Regions from separate parts of the Mus musculus genome. Here region 1 is linked to region 2. The links are chromatin loops, found by intact Hi-C in ENCODE. Cell type or tissue: left cerebral cortex. All regions are shown on one strand. Links, peaks and the distances in the headings refer to the core of each region. The heading gives the core; the rest is flanking DNA.

Region 1 (11,945 bases), core at 1,650-9,649, 130 kb after region 2:
CCTCATGGCAAAAGAGTCAATAGTGGTTAGAGAAAGAGACCTGCAAATAGACTCAAGAGTTAATGTGAATGGCTGCAGATTCTCCATCTGCAGATATAGCCAGCTGTCCATGGCTCAAATGTTCTGGGGGGCAAAGCATTATATGTGTATGAAATACAGACAGACTAAAGCATTACATGTGTGCAGAATACAAACAGGCATTCTATGGAGTTGTGCCCCCACACATTGGTGTGTAACTAACTACTGGTCACACAGCACCTGCTGTGCAGCATGATACTGGCTGCCTGGTGAGTTCATTGTCTCCATATGATAAAAAGTGAAAGGCAGGAAAAACATCTCATCCAAAGGCATAAATGTTTATTGGCTCCTCAAGGGCTCCCAGAGCTGAGAAGACCCTGTCTCTAAGGGGTCTGGGCTTTTATCTTGGGTGGTTTGTATGCTTTCTTATAATTGTCTTTCTCTCTTCTATGGGTCCTAATATATCCAAGCAGCCCTTCTGGTGCAGGAGTTTGGTGTTCTGTTTCTGTCCACAAGCACAGGAATAGCTGTTGGTTGGAATTTGTCACTAATTAGTGTGGACCCATGGCCGCTCTGTTTTTTGGTGTTGTAATAGTCAATAAAGAGAATCTTAATGGGAAAAGAGAAACTTAAGACAAAGAAAGGAAAAATAGAGAGTGCTCTCCCTCCTCTCTTTGTTTCTCTGTGCCCTGGGGCTGAGAGGGATGTTTTCAGTTGGATATCATAAATAATCGTAGAAGAAATTCTCAGAGGGTATGCACAAGCTAGGTGTAAATGTTGCACCCATTTATAGAAGGGACTTGAGTATCTGTGGATTAGAGCTCCTTGGAGTACCTGGAGAGCCACTCTACATATACCAAGAGATAGGTTGTATTCCAGGTATCACTTGTTAAAAACAGTGAATGAAAAACTTACTATGTAATTGAAGAACCACCCCTAGTGCCCAGGATCTTGGCAGCCAGTACCAGAAGGTGAGGTCATTTTTCACGGAAAGCCTGTGTGCACCCCAGGTGCTCCCACTACCCGCCAGGCCCAACACCATCTCCTCTCTATGAAATTCGTATTTAGCAACAGAGTCCTTCTTGTTGTAGTGGTAAAACAGCCTGACCTAAGGAACTCCATGGAGAAAGGGTTTACTTTGGCTTATGGTTCAAGGCAGTCAGAGTCCATGGCAATAGGAAGAGAAAGCTGGGCGGCAGAGACAAGAAGCTAGTTGGTCACATTATATCCACACTCAGGAAGCCGAGAGAGAACAGGAAATGGAGTAAGCCTATGAGCCCTCAAATGCTAACTCCAGTGATGTACTTCCTCCAGTAAGGTTCCACTCCTTGTGGAACCTCAACAAGTGGCGCCACCTACTGTTCAAATACTTGAGCCTGTGGGGGACATGTCTCATTCAAACCATATTACCTAAACTCAAATTCAAAGTTACAGAAAACACACACACACTCAGAAACACACACTATACACATTACTTTAAAAAAGAAAAGAAAAAAAAAAGATAATCAGGTCTTTGAAGGCAATGTAGAATACATGAGGACCAGCCCCAAATAAGGAAGAACAATGGCCAGGCTTTGATATTTTTGACACATAGTAGCTGTCACTCACTGCTCACCAGTCAAAGGCTACAAAGTATATCAGCATACAGACCACCCAGGTTCAAGTTGAAATAGTAAGTCCCATCTGTGATAGTGTGGGCAACCATGTGTTGATCCAAAAGTGAAAATGTTTTGAATCAATTTCAAAATATTTTGAAACTGGTGCATGTATATATTTGCCAACTGTGTCACATTGTGAGGGCAAAACATCAGACTCATATTTATCAACTGGTTTAGTCATGTTGGCCTTTGTAATTTTTTTCTTTCGCAAAACATTTTCCAATAAGTGTAATTTTATTGATAGGTGCTAAGAACACTGAACATTTCAAGGGATGCTGAAGTCTGAGTTTGAATATATTTGTGCAAGTAAAGTCTAGTTAGATAACATTTGGGCAAACTTTTTATTAGCTTTTGTTTGGAAGTTGGTGGTGGTAACATTCCAGCTTATGAGAATTGAGGAAAATAACAACTGTGTATTTTTACAAGTCATTTACAGTGAATGGCTAAGCCGTTGTATTTGTTACTTTACTGTCGCAAAATATCTAACAGAAGCAACTTAAGAGAGAAGGGTTTATTTTAGCTCAGGGTTTCACCAGTCTTTCATTCCACTATTGTGAGCATGACTGGTGTGCAGCTAAGAGTTGGAGGTGGGAATTCCTTACCTAGTAACAGAATCAGGAGGTACAAAGTGTCTGGCAGAGCCACAGGAGGGTTAACCTTCCAAGACCCACCCCATAGAGACTCACTTTCACCTTCCAGGCTCCAACCCTGAAAAGCTCCAGTCTTCAATATAGAAAAACAAGCTGGGAGCCCTCTGGAGCGTTTTTCGGAGTTATCTGCCAAATTTGCCCTAAGAAAAATAGTGGTGCATCATTTAAAAAATGCCCATTCATCTCTGCAAGGTGTCTTGGTTATGTCCGCCCTGTTCCCTCCCTCTGTCTCTCCCTGGCTTCCCTCCTCTATCACATCTCCCATCTCCTTAAGGCAATTCCCATTTCTCTTTAAAGAAGTGACCATGGATATGGATCTACAAGTTAACTCTTCTCCCCACTACAGGGTGGGAAGGACTCCCTTCTTCCCCTTCTGCTCCCCATCTTCTCTTTCCAGCTCGAAGTCTAAAGACTTTGTTTTTATACTCATCAGACAGACCTCAGGTGTCGGCTGCTGTGCCTTAAGAATGCTGTAGGCAGGAGCCACTTCAATAGACTTACACAGAGAGTTGAACTCATGCTCGATGGAGGTGATGTCTCCACAGGGAGCCAGGCTCCACGTGGTGCTGGGTGTCCAATATGCTCAGTTAAGTTCTCTGGATTCCACTCTACCATTGCTTAAACTCCTTTCCCAATCTAAGAAGCATTTTTAGCCCACTGATGGCTTGGTCATCTCTTAAAGAACAGCTTTAAAAACTGCTCCAGCTATGGCATAGAGTCCAACCCATCAATCAGTTTATGACAAGCTAGGGCTGCACTCATAATTACTAACAAACAAAGACCCCTGACTAGTTAAGGGGCAGGTCTCCTGGGCTCATTTCACCAAATGGGACGAGATCACAAGCCAGCTAGAATGAACTCTTGGGCTTTCCAGGCAGTTGGCTACCTGAGGAAAAGCATGTCCTTCATATAGAGGGTTGGATAATGGCCTGGAAAATCCCCTCGAGTGAAACAAACTGTGACTGTAAAACAAAGGCTTAGGTGAAGGAGTCAACTGCTTGCCTTTTTATGTGCTTATGGTGGTTTGAATTTGCTTGCCCCAGGGAGGTGTCGCCTTGTCGGAGTAGGTGTGGCCTTGTTGATACAAGTGTGTCACTTGTGAGGGTGGACTTTGTGACCCTCCTCCTAGCTGCCTGGAAGGCAAGTCTGCTTCTGGCTTCCTTTCAATGAAGATATAGATCTTCATGGAGATCTCAGCAACTCTAGCACCATGTCTGCCTGCTTGGGTGCTGCCATGTTTCCTGCCTTGACGATAATGGACTGAATCTCTGAACTTGTAAGCCAGCTCCAATCAAATGTTGTCTTTTATAAGGCATGCTGTCTTCACAGCAATGGAAACCCTAACTAAAATCGCACTTAACAATCTCAAAACCTTCAAAAGAAAACGAATTTTAAAAAAAGGAAAAAGTAAACCACTTCCTATAAGCAAAGATGCTTCGAGGAACTGAGATAATAGAGGCATAGTGAAGAGCGAGCCCTCCCGCCACTCCTCATTAGCAAAGCAAACGTTTGTAGCCATAGCACAATATTCTCACCTTCAACCCTCCCAGCCACTATGATGTGACCACAGGTGAGACAGATACGTCCATCCCGTGAAACTGACTGTCAACAGCTAAATTAGAGTCGGGATGGTGATATTAAATGGTGAAGATGCTCTCAGACTGGAGTTAACGCTCTGAAATGTATTTATGTGTAACCTGTGACCTTCCCATCAGAAGGAATTTACCAAACATGTACTAGGCTGATCTAAACATCTCCTTCAATGGAAGCCCTAATGACTTCTAATCATGTCTTCCCCCACAATCACCCTAGATTTCAGAATCAATTCCATTTTACTTTGGCTCACCGCTTACCTTCTTTCCAGCTTGTTAATGCTTCTGATGAGGGATGTTTCTCATCTGTCTGGTTTTCTGTTTGGATGCCGTGAAAGGAGCTGGGTTGGTGATCCCAAGTTGCCCATGTGAATAGCTGTGTGTGTACTGTTCAATGAAATGACCCTGACTGTCAGGGAACTTTATGACTCCATCAGAAGAGACAGAAAAGAGTGCCTGGGCAGAATGCATGCCGCATATGCGTGAAGACCTGAGTTTAGACCCCCAGCATCTACATAAAAAGCCAGGCATGTCTGAAATCCTAGTGCCAGGGAGACAGAGACATCAGATCCTTGATATTCATGTCAGGGCAGCCTGGCTTCATGAGTAAGTTCCAGGTTCCTGCACACATGTGCATGTGCACTCACCTGCACGCATGCGCACACAAAGATGACAAGATGGGGAAGTTAATACTCTTGGTTTAGTAATAGCAAAACCATACGAAACATGAGCTGGAGTCGGGAGGAGAGATCCTCAGACCACATGACAGCTGGACTCTAAAATATCAGAGTGCTGCCCTACAGGAGGATACTCAGGAGCCACCCCTTGTGGGAAATGGCAGGCACCTTTCCAAGACACAGTTCACAGATCTCAGTTTATCCTCAACCTTCCAGCAGCAAACATGAGAGAGAGAGAGAGAGAGAGAGAGAGAGAGAGAGAGAGAGAGAGAGAGAGAGAAAGAGAGAGAATTACCTCCTGTGTGGTAGACTGTAGGTGCAATTCCCAGTGTTGAAAGAAATAAAGAAAGAAGACATGGAAATAAGTGGAAATTTTTATACTTTAGGCATAAGCCTGAGTACAACGATGGCACTTAGGACCTTTGCCTTTCTAGAAAATTTCATCCTTGGTGCTGGTGAGGCATTGAGGTATCTCAGCAGATGCTTGTTTCCAACCTAGACGACCAGAGTTCAGTCTAGCACAGAACCCACATGGTTGTCAGAGAGAACCAACTGCTTCAGGTTGTCCTCGGACCTCTCTCTGTGCACTGTGGGTCATGTACCCCAACCCCAACACATAAAAATTAACAATTTGATTTGTTTGTTTGTTTTTTAGTCCAAGGGAGTAGGCTGGAGAGATGATTCAGCATTTAAGAGTCTTTGTTATTCTTAAAGGTTCCTAGCACCCACATCAGACCTCCTACAGCCACCTGTAACTCCCGTTCCTTGTGATCTAGTGCCCCCTCCTGGCCTCTATAGGAACTGCATATATCTGACATACCCTCAGACACATAAATAAAACTAAAATCTTTAAGAAAAATCTACCCTTTGTTTAAAGGAATTCCTTTTGTCGTAACGAAATTATAACAAACTGAAAAAGATATTAGTTTATCAAATAAGCTGAAGAGAGTCTTAACAAGGATAAAACATGCTTTGCACCATGACCACTCTTTATATGGAAAAATTGAGGTTCCTGAAGCAGAGCTACTGAATGTCACATGACAAGAAAGAGCCTACTGGACTCCCAGACTGATACTTTTCAACCATCAGGACAATGATGTATATGTGCGCCCGCAGAGCCCGCACACCCCTAGTCACACATGCATGGTACAGCATGTCTGTGTCCCTCAGGAGGACCAAGCTGCAGAAGACTAGTTCCACCTTTGGGTGATGGTGAGTCTCTGGATATATTGATCTTCAAAGCAAGATAACAAAGCAAAGCTATGCCCAACTCAGTGGAAGGTGTGAGATGTCAGAAACTCCTAGCATAGTAGGACTACACACGTTAACACCTCCAGGAAGGAAAGCTCATGCTACCGACATCTCTGCCCATGGCAACAGTGCCAAGTTCCTGTCCCAGCGGTGCCTCTTCCTGTCTACCGAACCACGCCATGCCAGTCCCACCAGCTTAACATTCTGCTAGAAAGTTCAGCCATAATATGTTTTGCACAGCCTGCATATTTTCCATATGATGGTTCAATTCCCCCCATAATACTTTCAGCAGGGATCATCTGTTTGTTTATTCTTCTCTTGGGACAGAAAGTGGGGCACAACCTGTTGGGTAAACCAGGCCTCCCTACACACAGATCGTAGAAGCAGAGAACTCAGAAGGCTGTGGCTTTGGATCAGAGAAAGCAAAAGATGACACAGCTACCGATGCTTTATAGATGTGAATAGATGGCAGACAGATGGGTAGTAGGATAGGATAGATGTCAGACAACTGGATAGATAAATGATAAATGGATGATAGATAGATTATAAATAGATAAATAGATGATAGATAAGTAATAAGTAGATAGATGATAGATAGATAGATGATAGATAGATAGATAGATAGATAGATAGATAGATAATAGATGGATAGATGACAGATGATAGGTAGGTTATAGATAGATATCAGATTATATGATAGAGATAAGTGTATATATATGTATATAAGTATATATATGAATGGTAAAGGATAGATAGTAGATAAAAGATAGGTGGTTGGCAGATAAATGTGAGATAGATCGATAGATAGATAGATAGATAGATGCTAGGTTACAGATTGAATAACAGGTAGGTGTATAGACTAAAAATAAATAAAGATAAATAATAGCATGGTAGATAGATGCCTTTACAGATAATAAAAAGAGTGGTAGAAGATAGACAGATGAAAGGTAGGGTGACAGATGATAGTCTGAATAAGATATAGGTAGATAAACCAAAGATAGATGGAGTTACATCGTAGACAGACAGATAACAAATAGATGAGTGATAGATCTAATAGATAGATGATATATGAATAGATAATAGATAGGTTAATAGATAGATACATAGAGGGGTAGATGGATAGATACAGGGATGGATAGAGAGATAGAGAGATAGAGAGATAGATAGATAATAGATAGATAGATAGATAGATAGATAGATAGATAGATAGATAGATAGTACATGGATGGATAGATATAGAAGAGATCTACAGCATTGAGTACATGATCAACAGCTGTCCCTCTCAAGTTGCCTTTTGAATCCTCTTTCCCATGGCCTTATCTCTAACCCAGCTGCACACCTTGATTTCACCTCCCACCCATGGTCAAACCATCTCGATTCCCATGTTGCTTCAAGTATCCAGTGCTGTTGTGCTCCACGCTGTCCTGGCATGTTCTCAGTCTCATATGGCTCCCTGCCATCTACCCACTACAGATCTACCCACTACCCATCTTCATCTCTACACTGAAGATGTAACCTTTTAGATGCTGACCATGGATCTCCATATCTCCTATTTAAGCCTCACAGTTGTTGCCCGTGGCTCTTCAGAAGACATTGAGAAAATCATATCAGGATATGTAAGACCTGCTGCCCATGTACCAACATGTTTCCTGCCATGATAATAATGGACCTCCTAACCTGTAAGCCAGCCCCAGTTAAATATTTTCCTTTATAAGAGTTGCCATGGTCATGGTGTCTCTTCATAGCAATAGAACTTTCCGTGTATACATGTGTATGTGTAGTCATCCACGGACATGTGGGCTACCCCCAGTGACACACTTCTTGCGATTTGTCCTCTCTCATCAGCCATAAACTGCCAAGGGTAGAGCTGTAGGGACCCCCCCCCCCCGCCCCTCAAATCATGTGAGAATTTCAACGCTTGGTCATGTGCAGGAAACCACAGTTGCTATGAGCTGTTGTTGTGTAGCAACCCAGAAGTCATCATTTCAGGCCACTCCCCCTTCTCTACCTGCTGGCTCTTACATTCTTTCCACTCACTCTTTCTCTCTGGTCCCTGAGCCTTGGATGGGGAGGATTTCTATGTGAATGATTCCACCACAGCTGAGTATAGACTCCTTCACCATGTCACCCCGGTGAAATCCTACAGAGTCTCTAACTGGACATGTTGAGAGTAGCTCTTGAGATGGGCGTATGATCAGTGTTGGTTCATCGACTAACTCTGATCATAACAGAGCCTGGCATGCCCTTGAAACTCAAGGCTCTGGGACAACACATACCTGGAATTCTCTTCCTTGTTCACATCCAGCTCGTACCTCATCCCTCCCCATCAGTCCCTTGAATAGTTAGATGTTCTGAGGAAGTGGCTATGGAGTTCTTTTTTTTTTTTTTTTTTTTTTGCCAACTTTCATTTCTTTGGCAATCTTGTGCCTTCTTGTGACTTTAAATACCATCTATTGGTTGATAATCCCAACATGTGCATCTTCCTGCTGGAATTCCTCCCAGAACTCCAGGCTCACTCATTCCTCGTGGCTGCCTACTAGGCAATTCAAACCAGCACGTCTTAAACCAAAAAAAATCACAGCCTACACATTCCAAACCCTTTCCTTCTGGTAACTTCACCATCCCAGCCAGGCAATCCCATCATCCCAGTTGCTCAGAGAAAAATCGCTGTCTTATAATCAGACCTCAGGATCCCTTTCTCCTTAGCTCCCAATGGCTCTCAAATTATCATGTCCACACCATGGCGGGAACCATCTTCTGAAACTATATATGTATCAGTTGAACATTTTTATTTGCTAAATAAATCTAAGACAATACTTTTAAAAATAGTACATCTGTTTATTCCTTAACAATTTTTATAAAGGAAAGCAATGTGTCTTGATCATATTCACCCATAATTCCTTTCTCTCGCCCTTTAGGCACCAGGCACGGTAACATATTCTCCTCCTTTCTTCATGTTCACTCTTGATTGCTTGGTGTGTGTGTGTGTGTGTGTGTGTGTGTGTGTGTGTGTGTGTGGCTTGTTAATAGCCCACAGAGAACAATTAGTGCTGCTTGCTGAAATAGTGCCTGGTGCTGATGACTTGATCCTGTGCAGGTGACCACAGCTTCTGTGACTTCATGAGCTTCTCACAGCTCTCCTCTCTGTCTTCCAGTTCTTGCAGTCTTTCCACCCTGTCTTCCAAGATGTTCTCTGAGCCTTTATAGGGACTATTGATCTAGCTGTTGCACTTTGGGCTAAGCACTCAATAGTCACATATTCTCCAGTACGTTGTCCAATCATTTTGAATCTCTGAATCACCATCCACCCCACAAAGAGGCCCCTCTGGCCAAGCAAATGAGTTCTTATTTCCAGGTGTATGCCAATGGTGTGTCTTCAGATAAACAAATGCATGAATAAATAATGGAAACAGCCTCATTTGGATTCACATCACATTGCTCAACTAATGTTCTGGATATATTAAAATACTAGAAATCAATTATCCACTTCCCCTTAAAGATTTTTGCCCCGGGGTTTTACCTTCTTCATCCTGGTGCTTGAGCCAGCAGCCTAGTTATAAGTGGAATTCATTTTAATTCTGGGTCTTTCCTCTTTCCTCATCTTGCCTGTTCTTCTTAGCCCAGGCTGGCTTATTCCACTCCCTGTAACCCAGGCTAGCCTGGGACTCAAGGCAATCTGCTTTCTCCTGCATTTGCTTCCATAGGACTTGATTATAGTTCTATGCAACCACACCTTACCTTTGAAAGAACAATAATAAGACTACAGACTTAATTAATTTTTTATCAATATTAGTATAACTAATTGGTTTTTTAACTCAAATACTTATATATTTTTTTTATCAGGAGGGAAAAGGCTGCAAGGTCAGGCCCCCCCCCCTCAGATCGTCTGGTCTTCTGTCACTGGTGAGTCCATGATGGCTCTTTGGGACTTTATTCTGCCCCACCCACCCTATGGGTTCTCCCTAGAGAACCAAGCAGTTTTGTGTACCCTTTGATGCCCTTTCCTGCTTCATCTGTCTATAAATGTGGCACCAGAGTTTTATTACCTCTGTCTGGCTGGCTTCATCAATTTGTTCTGGCCATAGAACCTTTGGTCCAGCTGTTATGGAAATCTCACTTCTGTCTGCAAACACACTTTGTAAAATATGGCTGTTCCTCACTGGCCACTTCCTCTCTGGTTAGGGTCAGGATCAGGGTCAGGGTCAGGGTTAGGGTTAGGGTGCTGGGGTCAGGGATGGGCAGAATGACTCTGGTATAGTTCTAATGGGTTAGTTGTCTGCAATTCTTTGTTTCTTGTTCTTTTTCCTTAAGCTCCCAATTTTCTTTTCCCCTCAAGATTCCCAAATTGTCTGGCTTAATGACCTATTGAGCTTTGGTGACTTTGGAACACTCCCTTTTTTTTCCAGCAAAAGCCACATTGTGAGCCCTATTTTAATTGCTCTGTCTGGAAGACAGGCTGCTCTCCTAGTGTCTGCAGGCTGAATAGCCAACACCAGGCTAGCAGAAAGATGCATCTCACAGATATGCAGAGAGAGAGAGAGACAGAGAGAGAGAGAGAGAGACAGAGAGAGAGAGAGAGAGAGAGAGAGAGAGAGAGAGAGAGAGAATGAGAATGAATTTCTTTCCTAAATGGTACAGAGTTGGCCTGTTGAACATAAAATTGGGCTGTAGGTTGGATCAGCTTCTGCCAGAATTCCATCCGATATTACCATGGATTGCACCCACACCACACGTGCACCCTGGTAAGTTAATGGGAGAAAAGACGGAGACATATCCTCGGGGACTGTAAAGAGATTTCTGGAGTGGAAGCTATCTAGATAATTTGGTGCCTAAGTGGTGATAAGGTAATTACCGAAGTAGTAATTAGATAAAAGACGAGAAAGTCTCTTCCCTCTGGATTTAATAACATCCTAAAGTCATCAGTAACCATGCAAAGCAAAGGTGAGCAGGTACCAGGTAAAACCCCATATGCAGCACAGTGGTCAGAACACTGGGCATTTCAACTAGAACATGGGCAATCTGCATTAGGGTCTTAAAATTTTCAGAAGGAAATAGGGGAGTCTTACCACAGGGGGTCAAGAGAACTGTTTTCTCTGAAGATAACGTCGATAATGGTGTGTTTCTCTATTGACAGCTAGCCAGCTAAGTGCCTTTTAAGAGTGTTTGTTCAGGTGGATATGCAGGCGACATAGAGAGAAAGAGGACTGGATTTTTCTGTAAATAAATGGGTAGATAGAGACTGTGAATAGACCTCATGTGCTCTGAATACTAAGGTCCACACCTCCCATCTATATAAGCAGCTTAACCTTGGAGAAGCCTCCTTACAGATGTTGACTAAAAGCTATCTCCCCTTTTAGCAGCAAAACATCTAAGTAAAATTGCGAGCTGGTCAATAACCACCCACAGCATCTATTTCCTCTTTTAGACAGATAAAGTCCTGAGCCTCCAATGTGCCTTCCTTCTGCCCAGTCATCTCCCTTTCTGTGTATCCACATGGCCTGGCGGGAGTGACTGAATTAAGACGGTTCGTTCTTTTCCCAAACTCTAGTTAATAAATCCATGTAAACATAACTTCTATGCCCATTTTGTTGTGACCCGTTATTCATTTCAGGATTAACTAAGGGGTGTTCTGCAATGTCGGAAGGATCATTTAATTTCCTTACCATATTCAATTTATGATTTCTAAACAAGGCAATGGGTCATTGATTATTTTAAACATGAAGGATTGTAAACAAACAGTGCTTGCCTTTTGATATGTCGGCCAAAAGGATTTAGTAGCAAGAGAAATGGAAGTCAATTAATGAATGAATTGGCATTCTGTGGGTGTTTTGTGCGATACTTATGTAATTTATCCTAAATTAAAATTATGTTGTTTCTTAATGAAGACTGCTTTGTAGGGTTTTCCTCATCCAGCCAGGCATGCTCTCTGTAATCATCCTGCCTAATGCTTAGTGAATCAAGTTTAAGGTTTGGTTAAGGAAAACAGTCATGCATATCCCTCCCATGGAGTCGGCAAATACACAGGAAACAGAGATGGAGTTAAACACACAAGTGAAGAAATGAACAGAGGAGGCAGGTATCAGACCAAGGATTACAAAG
Region 2 (11,945 bases), core at 2,003-10,002:
AGAACCACTGTCTTTGTGACCCTGGATGTATTGATCCAGGTTGGTTGCAGCTCTGTACCATCGAAGGTTCCCTTTTACAGATTAACTCCAAAGGTTTTGCTTTCACTAACCATCTGTTCCATGAAGGCTTGGGACCCTGGTTCCTTCTAATGTTGGTTTCTCTTGTCCACAACAAACACATGTTCTGTCAGGAAACCAAAGTCACAGGCATTCAGTGTGGAATTGGGAGAGCACTGAAGGGCACACGGCGTTTATTGACAGACCTGGAGGGGACATAGATCATTCTATTCAAATGCATCAGGTGGATTGGGCACAGGGTCCCCTCTGTTGCAGGGCACCCAGGATGCTGGATCTGTGGCATGAGTCTTATAAAGACTTTTTTTTTAAAGATTTATTTATTTATTTATTTATTTATTATATGTAAGTACATTGTAGCTATCTTCAGACACTCCAGAAGAGGGAGTCAGATCTCATTATGGATGGTTGTAAACCACCATGTGGTTGCTGGGATTTGAACTTCGGACCTTCGGAAGAGCAGTCGGGTGCTCTTACCCACAGAGCCATCTCACCAGCCCTTATAAAGACTTTTAAATGAGTCTTGTAGTGGGTTTGGCTTAATGCCGCTCATATTCTAATGCTAATTTGGGTCCTCCAAAAACTTTGCGTGAGACATTGAGGGACCCTGTCCACAGTTAATTCTGATTAGTAAATAAAGATGCCAGCAGCACATAGCTGGGAAGAAGAGACAGTAGGCAGGGTTTAGGTTTCCTGGGTGTGGGATCACAAGGAAGGAGCAGGAAGGAGAGAGCCACCACGCCTTAGATAAGTGTGCATAAGAGAGATAAGAGCCACCATGGGATAGAGAAGCAAGAACACCCTGGGATCTAGGTCAAGAGAATGTGGCTCAGAAGACTAATTAGAATTAAGCACAGCCAAGATGGAACACAGAAATTAGTAAGTGGTAACTCGGAGTTATAGGTAGGAGGTAGATTCTAACAGCATGGAGGGTAGGCAGTTAGTTGCCCAGCTATTGTGCTACATAAGGCATATTTAAATATAAAGGCTGTGTGTGTGTGTGTGTGTGTGTGTGTGTGTGTGTGTGTGTGTGTGTGTGTGTGTTTGTGTGTGTGTCTTTCATCCGGTAACATAAATGGTCAAAAGATGGGATTTATTAAAAAATTCATACTGCAGAGTCTTGGTGCATGGCTGGCCCACGTTGGACCTTTCTATATAGATAATTGCATTTGAGATTTACAAACTTCAGGTAATGGCACTAGACAAGGAAATTCAGTTTCAGAGAGACTCAATTTCATGAAGTTTCATACCTACTAAGTTTAGAATGAGAGCTCCGCATTTTGGCTCAGGTCCTAGTAGACAAAAGTTGACATGGCTATCACTGATTGGTAGAAATATGCATAGAAACAAGCTAGGTTTGCATAGAGAGATGCCCGTGTGGCACAGGGAGTCCCTGAATGGGGAGTCCCGAATTGAACCCATGGGAGGTTGCAAGAGGGACCATGGCAAACAGTAGTGCCAACTAAATGTGAACCCAGTCTCGAATCCCACCGATTGTTGCTATTTGAAAATATGAGTCTAGCCAGTGTTGACATAATTCTCCAACCAGAACAAAGAAATTTAGATATATAGGCAAAATGGTCACATAGTTATTAATTAATTTCATGTTTGTTGTTATTGTGTTGTAATCAAAGCCAGAGCTTTATGGACTCAGCCAAGGCTCTTATCACTGAGCTATACCCGCAAGACCTCGAAGATTTAAAACATCAAATTGAGCGCACCTGCCCAGTGTTCCATTTGCAAACCCCAGCTGATGCTCGGTGTGCGGTAGACCCCAAGCAGATATGCACAGGTCTGACTAAGTCAGTTGGTTTGGCAAGCTACACTGGATGCACTCAGGAGAAGGGTATTTATTTTGAGAGTATCATTCGTAGTAGTTTGGGACTGGAAACACTCAATTATCTACTAGTACGGAATTAAGTAAATGAACTGCAGTCGTCATATTTAACAGACTGCCAAGCGGTCATCAGAAAATACAGCATAATTTGGGAAAGGCACTCTGGATATATAATCAGACCAGATCATTTTAAGACAGCATGCTAGTTACTATTCCATGAGGTACATGGATTTAGTGAATGTCCCAAAGAGGACCTGGTTCTGTGTGCCCACACGTGTGCACACATCATCTCTCCTTCATTATAAACTCTGCACAGAAGGACCTCATCACCTGCTAGTGTAATTACCCTTGGTTAGAACTGTATGGATAGTGATTTTTTTTTCCCAGCGGGGTTTGCTCTCTATGTTTACAAACGGATCTACTGTTTGAGGGTTCTATGTGTATTTTCGGAAATAGAAGATTTAACAGGAACAAATGACCTTCTGAGACTAAAGAACATAACATTCGGCATTATCAAAAAGGCCAAGGGACACTTAAAGTGGCAACTGTCATGGCTGGGGGGAGGGGCTTAGTAACTACATGTCACTGAACACCTGCAAGCATTCTTTGACATTTATGGTCCTGAGATTGAACAAGGGGCTTCTTACCTATTAGGCAAGAGCTCTCCCACTGGTCCTCCCTCCCCCCTCTCCCTCCCTCCCTCCATCTATCCATCCATCCATCCCTCCCTCCATCCATCCCTGTCTCCCTGTCTCCTCCTCCCCCATTCCTCTCTCTGTGTAAGCACCAACCTAAACTGAGAGACTCAGACTCTGTATACACCAGCCACAAAGTAAAGGTGTAACCAGGTGAAGCCAGAAATCCCAAGAGGGATGCAAACTGAAGTGTGGGATACAAGGGGCTTTCAGAGGGAGGGTGACACCAAGGACTCCAGCAGAATCTGCTCCACCTGGCCCTTGTCTAAACATCTCAGAGCCAGTAATGAAACTTACTGCTGACAGATAAAAGGTATCCTGATCCTCCATGGTAACAAAATGACTTTCCTAACCATCTGGAGTACCAGGTAAGAGTTCAGAACTCTGAGGCTTTGCCCAAGACTAGACTATGACACCAGCCAGCTAAGAGAGAACCCAGCCTGGGCCAAAATTTCTTTCCTGATCTCTTTTTGCTTTCGACTCCTCCCTGACCCTGGGACCACACAAACCACCGGGGAGAAGGGTTTTTAGATGGGAGCTCCCTTGGGTATTATGTAGCCTTGCTGGGCTCACCTGTTCCAGCCGTGAACAGCATGGCTCATCCTGAGAGAACAGGAATAGCAGTGGACATCCTCAAGAGATGGGAAAGGGAGGGTTGGGGATTTAGCTCAGTGATAGAGTGCTTGCTGGGTTTGGTCCTCAGCTCTGGAAGAGAGAGAGAGAGAGAGAGAGAGAGAGAGAGAGAGAGATGGGGAAGGGATGGGGGACACACAGACCTGAGATGGGTTGGCATCACCTACTTTGCAGGTTCTGGGATTCAACTGTAACAGATGCTGATGGCCCTTGAGGCAGCCTCACAGCACCCACTGTACACTACGAGGCTTCCCATGAGCAAAGGCCTTCCCTTGGGCTGCTTTGGCGGATGGACTCTCATGGTTTAAGCCAAAGAACAGGATGAGCCATGCTGTTCACGGCTGGAACAGGTGAGCCCAGCAAGGCTACATAATACCCAGGGAGCTCCCATCTAAAAACCCCATGCCTGACAGGAGTTAGCAGGCAATTACATGCCAGTCACTGATGCTTGTGTTGGATTCTCTGGAGCCTCTTCTACACTGTCCCCTGACATCTCCAAAGGTGGAACCCTGCAGTGCCCCACCCCCACGGTCCACAAGGATTCACATGCTCCAGCCAGATACCACCTATCCATGTCTCCCCTCTCTCTGTTCCCTGTCTTCTCTGTGAAATGCTTGCTCTCATTTGTTCCTTGTGATCAGAACCTACAGAGTGCTGCCCATAAGGGGAACAGGTTTCAGGCTATTGTTCTCATTTGGCTCAATGGACATGTTGCCCTGTAGAAATAGAAATGAGGACAGTCCTCTAAACTGTGGGGCCTTGCCTAGCTAGGAAAGGATACCCAGCCACTTATCGAGAGCTCAATAAGTGACACCCGAAATCACTGTCACATAAGAAATTAGATATTTTGGATTTTCACGTATTATTCTTTCTTGTATATGACAACTGTTTCTTTCCCCAAGCAGAAGGAATTAATGCTTAGATATGATTAAAGATGAGGTGTGAACATCACACTGCTTCTGACTTGCCCAGAAATGCAGCAGAGAGGAGAGGGGAAAGTGGAGGAAAGCCTCTTAGACAGGTTGAATTCTGTGGAAAGGCTGTAGCTAACAAATACAGAATAAGCCTATGGAGAGAGAGAATTCCTGTGCAGGTATTAGAGATGCTCGCACACAGGCGCAGGAGGTGTAAGGCAGAAGTGCTGAGTGCATGAGTGAGAGCAGAAGCGACTGAGCACTGATCGACGCAGAGCAATGTGAGCTTGGAATAGATCCTGTGCATATGCACTGGCCCGCACAAGCCTAGTTAGAGTTAAGGCGTAGAGAAATAGAGATATCTTCAGGGAGGGTTTCCCCAGGGAAGCATGCCTTTCCACAGGGCTCTGTCAGTCATCCAAAATCCTCCTGTCTAGCCATGGAGCGCCAGCCCCTCTTAGCCCCAGCCCTGTACCAGAGTTCCCCATCAGCACCACTCGAGTGTTGACGCGGCTGTTTTGGCAGGAAACAAACACGTCTGCCTCCATACAAAGCCACTTGGTTTTCACATTCATACCTATCTGAAGTGACATACCGCGGCTGAGCGTTCGGATGAGATGGCATTTGTAAAACCAATTTTCAAGTGTTTCAACTTCAGTAAAGTGCAGTTCACATCTCAGATGACGAGGGACTTAATTTGTCACTGATTTCGAATGTCACAAGATCAGAGAATCATAAGCATTCATTGAAAATTCCAATTAGTCGTGCTCATCAAGAGGTCAGTGGTTCTTATCCATGCAGGCTCCCTGCCCTCATGTCCAGGCTCCATGTAAATGAAACCGAATTCCTAGTGGGATGAAGGCATCTGTAGAGTCAGTCAACACTAGGATAAGATAACAGAGGATCCTGTGATGAATTTGTTCTTCAGAAAAGAAATGTCCTGACAGGTGCCGGACTTTTTTTTTTTTTTTTTTTTTGGTCCTTTGTTTAATGGGGATGAAGAGAAGATCTGCTCTTTAAAAAAAAAAATCTTTCAGGTTATTTGAACTTCAAAGTGAAGGGAATATCTGGAAATTTGAGCATTTGGGTCACCCTATACAATATTTACTCATGTAATACACATGTACACACCTGTATACATACATGCATGCCCACACATGTACACACAGATGTGTGCACACACATGTATAATGTATAAATACACTCAGACACTCACATGTGCTCACACATATACATACTCATGTGCACACACATGTGTACATGCATGCACACACATATACAAGTGTGCTTCCAGGCACATGTGTGTATGCACAGATGCATACTCTCACACACATACATGCATACATGGTCACCTGCACTCACACACACTCTTCAGCTACATACAAACACACATGCACACACACATACACACATGTGCTTTTGTGCATATGTATACGTTATAATACACATATGCACACATGTATAAACACATACATAGACTATTTGTTCTCAGAGATAAGATTAGATGTCTGTCCTCTTGGGATGTGCCTGAGAAGGAGCCACACAACCAGATTTAGAGTCTTAGGACAAAGGAAACAAAGGCCACTGAAGCTTTCACAGAATTTACCATGTCTAACACAGCAAAATTGAGGCTGCAGTTTCAAGTGAGTCAGAGAACCTTAGGAGCACCACAGAGTTCTCAGAAACAGGTAGGTGAGCTCCCGAGACTGATGTCCCTTGACACTGCCTTGCCATACATTCATTACATCTGGATATCAAGAGTGTTGCATGTGTTGGGTGAATTGCCTTCAAAGTACGTATGAAAATTCAGTCATCTGCACTAGCCACTCTCATCAACTCAACCCTCTTCCCCCAGAAAACATGGCTTCCTGCCACAAGTTCACTCTTCCAGATGGCTGGCAGAAGATTCCACTCATGGCTTTCCCTCACACACATCTCGACTATGAAGCCAGCACTATTAAATCCATCATTTCTCAGTGGGTGGATGTTCTGGATGTTTCTAGCTTTTAGCTTTTCACTCTCTGTGCGCAGTGACAGACTATCACTGGAGATAGCGCCATGGCAGAAGGGGGGCTCTGGTAAGATGGCTTGGGCACCTGGGAACTTGCCAAAACAACTCAGCCACAGTCACATGTCTGAGACTTTGTTCTGAATATCCACTGAGTTACTCTGTTCCCCGATGTGGTCACAGGGTTGTGAGTACCAAGGACACCAAGGAGAACAGCTTGGCATTCTGCAAACCTCTAGCATTCTGTTAGCCAGAGATCACTTGGCCAAGCTCATCCCTTCCATCCATTGGAGGGATATGCAAGAGTGGGTTGTGCTTCACAGGGGCTTCCAAATGCTCCTCTGATGCGAGGCTAGGTAGGTAAACTTCTGATTTTTATAAGCAAGCACCAATTTAATTTCCCTGAAAGTTGCAGCAATTAACATTATCCCTGCTAACAAATTCAAAACCTCATTTCCCAAATCAGTGTCAGGGTAAATGTTAATTTTATCAACTTGACAATGTTGTGGCTAAAAACTGTCTTTGAAATTCTCATTTCCTTCATCACTAGTAAGACTAAAAATGTTTTCTTATGATCATTTGGTAAATCATAATTTCCGTATTGGGATGGACCCAATGTCTAATACATGCTACGCAAATGCTCCACTGCTGATCCACACATCCATCCCTCCTTATATTTCTTATTTTGAGACACAATTTTATCAAGCTTCCTTGAACTCATGTTGTAGCCCAAGCTGACCTTGCAATCCTCCTGCCTCAACCTCCTGGTTAGCTGAGATGGCAGGCCTATTCCATCAAGGACTGGTTATGGTTCCCTTTCTCTATACTGTTTTAATTTTTTTTCCTGATTATATGCAAGCTCACTACATAGTTTTCTGGTGTCTCTTTATATAGTAGATTAATTCTAATTTCTACTTCAATAGACATTGCCTGTTCTGGAATTCCAGGTTTGGGATGTGGCCTACATATTGCTCAGCCTCCTCTTCCCCTCTTCATCTGCCTGTGCCACTTTGAGGCTGACCCATGTTTTAGAGTGGCCAGTTGTTTCCTGCTGTGTTGTGATTCCCATAGGGTTCCTGCCCCCTGCTGTGTCTCCCAGCACTCTGCTACATAAAGACACAAGGTCCACTTTCCTAGGTGGTCTTTCATGCAAACACTACCAGGACACATCTCAGAACTAACAATAGGACCACAAGAGATTTGCAGCGTTGATGTGAGCAATTCCTGATTGATGGAATGGCACAGAGAACCCTGCCTTCTCCATGTGGTGGCCAGTTTTTTCAGCTTAGTACATACAGCCCCTGGGAATCTATGTTTCTCCCATCATTCCCCAGGAGATGACTGACTATAAGTTTTTGAGAGAGGTGCGAATCAGAACCAGATGGCCATACCCTATGCAACAATTCCTTCCTTGCAGCAAAGCTCTTTGCTGGGGCATAGACAGGTGTCCACAGAGTACTGTGGAATTGTGGAGTTGCTTTAATTGTGGCAAACTAGCCACTGGGCAAGAAATTCCCTAACTTGATCTGCAGACAAAAATCATGTCCAAAAAGGATAATCAAATGCAGGATAGTTGACTGCTAAGCTCTGCTAACACAGAGTAAGATAGTCCTTCATAATTCCTGCTTCTCTTAATGTCAATCAATGTTCTGGGCCAGAAGGCTGAAGATAGATGCTCTAGCATTTTAAAAGATATTGGGGATGGTCCAGGCTGTCGGCTATCCCTGTCATTTCTGTGATTTTTGGAGTCTGTATCCCTATGCTTCCTGCATACTCAAATAATATTTATTCCTCACCATTAAACTTAAGTTGTTTAGGACTTAAAAAGATTTTTTTTAGGATGGCAGTGCAAGTTAAGATAAAAAGATATTTAGACATAAACTTCTAATTCACCAAGATAGGATAGATGATAAAGTACCTCACCTAAGTTATGAAATATAAACAGACTGGACTTCTAAATGTAATTCATACTTAATCATTTTCACAATTGTTTCAGGATAGTTCATACTATGTATTGTTTGTTACATAAGAGAAAAAGCCTTTTTAACTGGGCAAAAGAGAGGAAATGTAGTGGGTTGGCCTGATGCTGCTTGTATTCTAATATTAATACTGATTCTTCAAGACTTAAACTCAAGTGATGCTATGTGAACTTGCTCCCAAATTATTTCTGATTGGTGAATAAAAATGCTGACAGTCAATAGATGAGCAGAAGAGACACAGGATGGGTTTAGGATTCCCAGGCTTGGAGTCAGAGGAGAACCATAAAAGAAGAAGAAGGTGAGGATGAGGGGAAGCCCCCATGGGTTAGGTGAGTCATGAAATCATGGCCCTGAAGGCTGGCCATTTGGAATTAAGAGCAGCCCAAATGAAACATAGTAAGTAGTAACTTGGTGTTGTCCATAGAAAAGTAGATTCTAATAGCATAGAGGGTAGATATCTGCTCAGCTATTGTGCTGTTTAAATACTAAAAGTTGTCTGTCTTTTATCCAGGAACTGAATGACCATAGCAGGATAGAAACCCCGCAATGGGATTTTAAATTTCTCCAACCTTGGTGGTTGGATAGCCAGTCCCTCTCACACCCATACTCCTCCTCTGTGACATCCATGTACAGCAGCAGAGAGACTCTGAAAAATCCTATTACATCTCTGTTTCCAAGCTCTGTAGCCTCTCGCCTCACCCCAGAGAAGCATCAATGTCTCAATCTCTCCCATACTTACTAACCTGTGAGGCCTGCCATGTGTGGCTTCTCACTTACTCTCTAACTCTCCTCCCTCTCTGAACTTAGAGTGAGAATGTTCTAGATGCCTGTCTCAGATCCACCACACCAGGCATTCCTCTTACCTGACACTCTCTGTTGTAGAGTATGTTCTTATTCACACCCACTTCCTTATTTTTCCCTTTTAATGTAGTCTGGACCTCCAGTTCTTGGGATTATACCACCCACATTCAAGGAGACCTCCCCTTTACTTTATTCTCCTAGGAAGAGATCTCATGTGTACATACCAAATGTGCCTTTTTCATGCCTTGTGTTTCTTTTTAAATTCAAACTTTTTATCCTTTTGGGAGTTTTACACATGAGTATAGTATTTATATCATTACCCACTTCTGCATGCAACCCCACTTGCATATCCCAATCCACTCCTCCCAATCCAATCCCCTTCTTTAATTATTATTGCTACACATGTACACCTGTATGTACTTTCTAGTTTGTTAACTAATGTTTCCTAAGCATTCCAGCATCCTCAGTGCCTGATATGTGACGGGAACCCATTAAGTATTCATTCAGGTCAATGACACCAGCAAGTCCTACCATGACCTCACCTCCTTAGAACTCCTGGTCTTGACTCCTGGATGCTCAGCCTGCAAGAGATTCTTTCTCTAGCTTTCTGAAATCAAGATGCTTCAACGGTAGCTAATGGCCTTAGATTTTGAAACTAGATTTTTAAAACAACCTAAACCTTCCCATTCTCTCCCTCTTAAAAAAAAAAAAAGAAATGGCCTCCGGAAGATCTGACAACTGAAAGTTTTTCATCCTTGACAGTGATTGGTTGTTGCAATTGGGTTTTTTAAGATAAGATAGTTTATCTAAAATGATCAGTTCATATCTGGTTTAGATGTTGGCTTAAGTTTTGTTTATGATTATCAGGCTTTTGAGAGAGGTGACAACTTTGGTTCCATTGTGACTGAGCTATAAGTTGGGTTGCGTTTTACTTACTTGGCTTAAAGAATGATATTTGCCCGAGTTCTCAGGCATGGCTTCCCTTTAATTGTATGAAATGTCCTACGATGCTTGGCAGCTTAGAAGGTCAAGTTGAAAACTTCCCATGGGATATTAATGTGGCAAAATTAGATGTGAGTGGTTCCTAATTGAGAGAGTGCTACCTGCAGCATAGAACTGACTCAGCATAGAAAGTCTCATTCACACTCATGAGTCCCAAGTCATGCTCACAAGATCAAGGTCAGTGTGATCTGGCTCAGGGTCCTATACTCGCCCCTCCTAGTTTTGTTTATGTTACTGTGATAAAACACCTTGAACAAAGCAACTTAGGAAATGAATTGTTTATTCCAGGTTACTGTTCATCACTGGGGGTGGGTGAAGGCAAGCAGTCAATCATATTACATCTGCATTTAAGAGTGAGGAGAAATGAATGAATTCTTGCTTGCATGCCCTCATACAGCATTCTCTTGCCTTATGTAGAGCAGGATCCCCGTGCCTGGGGAATAGAGCCTTCCACAGTGGACCCCATTGGGTCTTCTTATACCAATTTAGAATGAAGACGGGCTCCCACAGATGTACCCACAGAGCAACCTGATCAGGACAATTGCTGATTGTCTTTCTAAGTGATTCTAAGTTGTAGCAAGCTGACATTCAAAACTCACCAGCACAGCACCCAAGTGACTGTCACGTAAGCAAGGCTTGGAATACACAGGGGAGAGATATAGCCTGTAAGGAGTTTTATGGAATTTGTATAAAGGGCCCATGATTATATTTAAGTGTAGCCTTGATCACTTGATTGAACAAACCATGGGAATGCCTTATATCCTTCTTCACTTTGATTATAACTATTCTAACTATTCTGGTTTCTGACAAGGAATGGGACACACGTTTCCAAAAGTATTCTGTACACACATAGACATGGGCATGCATGCATAGAGGCATGCATATAGATAGGTACATCAAGTCACACCCATCTAAGGATGTTTTATTGGCATAGACTCATACTTTTTGCTTCCCTCATTTCCTGAGATGTGTCAGTTAGTATCCATGGGCTACAGACCAGAGATGTTAGATGCCCTATGCTTTGGAGAGTAGATTCAGTCAATAGAGAAAGCAGTCCTGCATCACACACATCCTCCAAATATCCTCAGGGGAAACTGATACAGGATGAAAAGCTATCCTCAGATAGCTGCTTTGCAAGCTCAACTTGGTTTTATGCCTATTTCAGAAGTATGTAAGCTTTCTTTAAGCCCTTACCTTTATTACTCTCTAGCCCTCCTTTCTCTCTTTCCCTTCCCCCCTCTTTCCACGTGGCTATGGATGGGCCTCTCCCTTTCTACCTTCTCTCTCTCTCTCTCTCTGCCTTTCTACAATAATGCTCTAAAACCATTTTAATAAAGAAGTATGTCAGCATAGCTTTACTATAGATGAACTTTTTAAGGACTCCCATTATTGGTTAAATTGAGGGAAGATAAAGACTGGAGAGGTTACTCAGCAGTAAAGACTGCTTCCTGGTTTTCAGAGGAACCAAGTTTGGTTCCCACCACCCATGAAAAGTGGCTCAAAACTGCCTATAATTCAGTAGCTCCAGGATAGCTCACACTCACTTCAGTCTCTGTGAGAACCCATACTTTTGTGTCCATTTCCACACACTGATTTATACACACATGTAATTAAACATTAAGTAATTTTTAAATGAAGGAGAGTTTGCATTTGGTTTTTTTTTTTCTGGACATTCCAACAGTTACCCAGCATTCCAGGACACCCCACCAGTTCACACAAGATCACACCCCTGGCTCTGTGGTTGGCAGACGTTCTTTATTGCCTTGTTATATTCTTCAACTCGCTCACATGCTCATCTGCATATCAAAATCTATGCCGCCTCATTATGGCTCTTTCTCCGGTTCCTTTGTCTTTATTAGGAGAAGTTATTATATTTCCCTTGCATTATGCATGCAGATAATTATGTCATCTATGTGTTTTGTCTTAGAGATGAAGGAGGTCAAAACAAAATCTTGCTTATAAAAAGGGTGGCACTGGATCTAATTGGTTTATGATGAAAAT

Evidence for each region. Hi-C counts contacts between places; a loop is a spot of excess contacts. Peaks named below come from ENCODE experiments on the same cell type or tissue, not always from the same donor. Only the 100,000 strongest peaks of a DNase experiment are listed, where the experiment ranks them.
Region 1: a loop joins it to region 2, with 2.2 times the contacts of the local background. A loop is called at or near these places in 2 of 42 quality-filtered maps.

Annotation. Positions count from the first base shown.
Region 1 is chr5:127,959,323-127,971,267 of GRCm38, reverse strand. The region is part of intron 4 of Tmem132d (transmembrane protein 132D); the gene reads left to right. Among named protein-coding and RNA genes, the nearest start is that of Glt1d1, 330 kb to the right of the region's middle. In left cerebral cortex, for the core only: a CTCF peak has its summit at 5,391 (motif pointing left); a DNase peak (open chromatin) is centred at 8,383.
Region 2 is chr5:128,084,855-128,096,799 of GRCm38, reverse strand. The region is part of intron 3 of Tmem132d (transmembrane protein 132D); the gene reads left to right. Among named protein-coding and RNA genes, the nearest start is that of Tmem132d, 340 kb to the left of the region's middle. In left cerebral cortex, for the core only: no CTCF peak of the experiment used is centred there; DNase peaks (open chromatin) are centred at 4,475 and 6,084.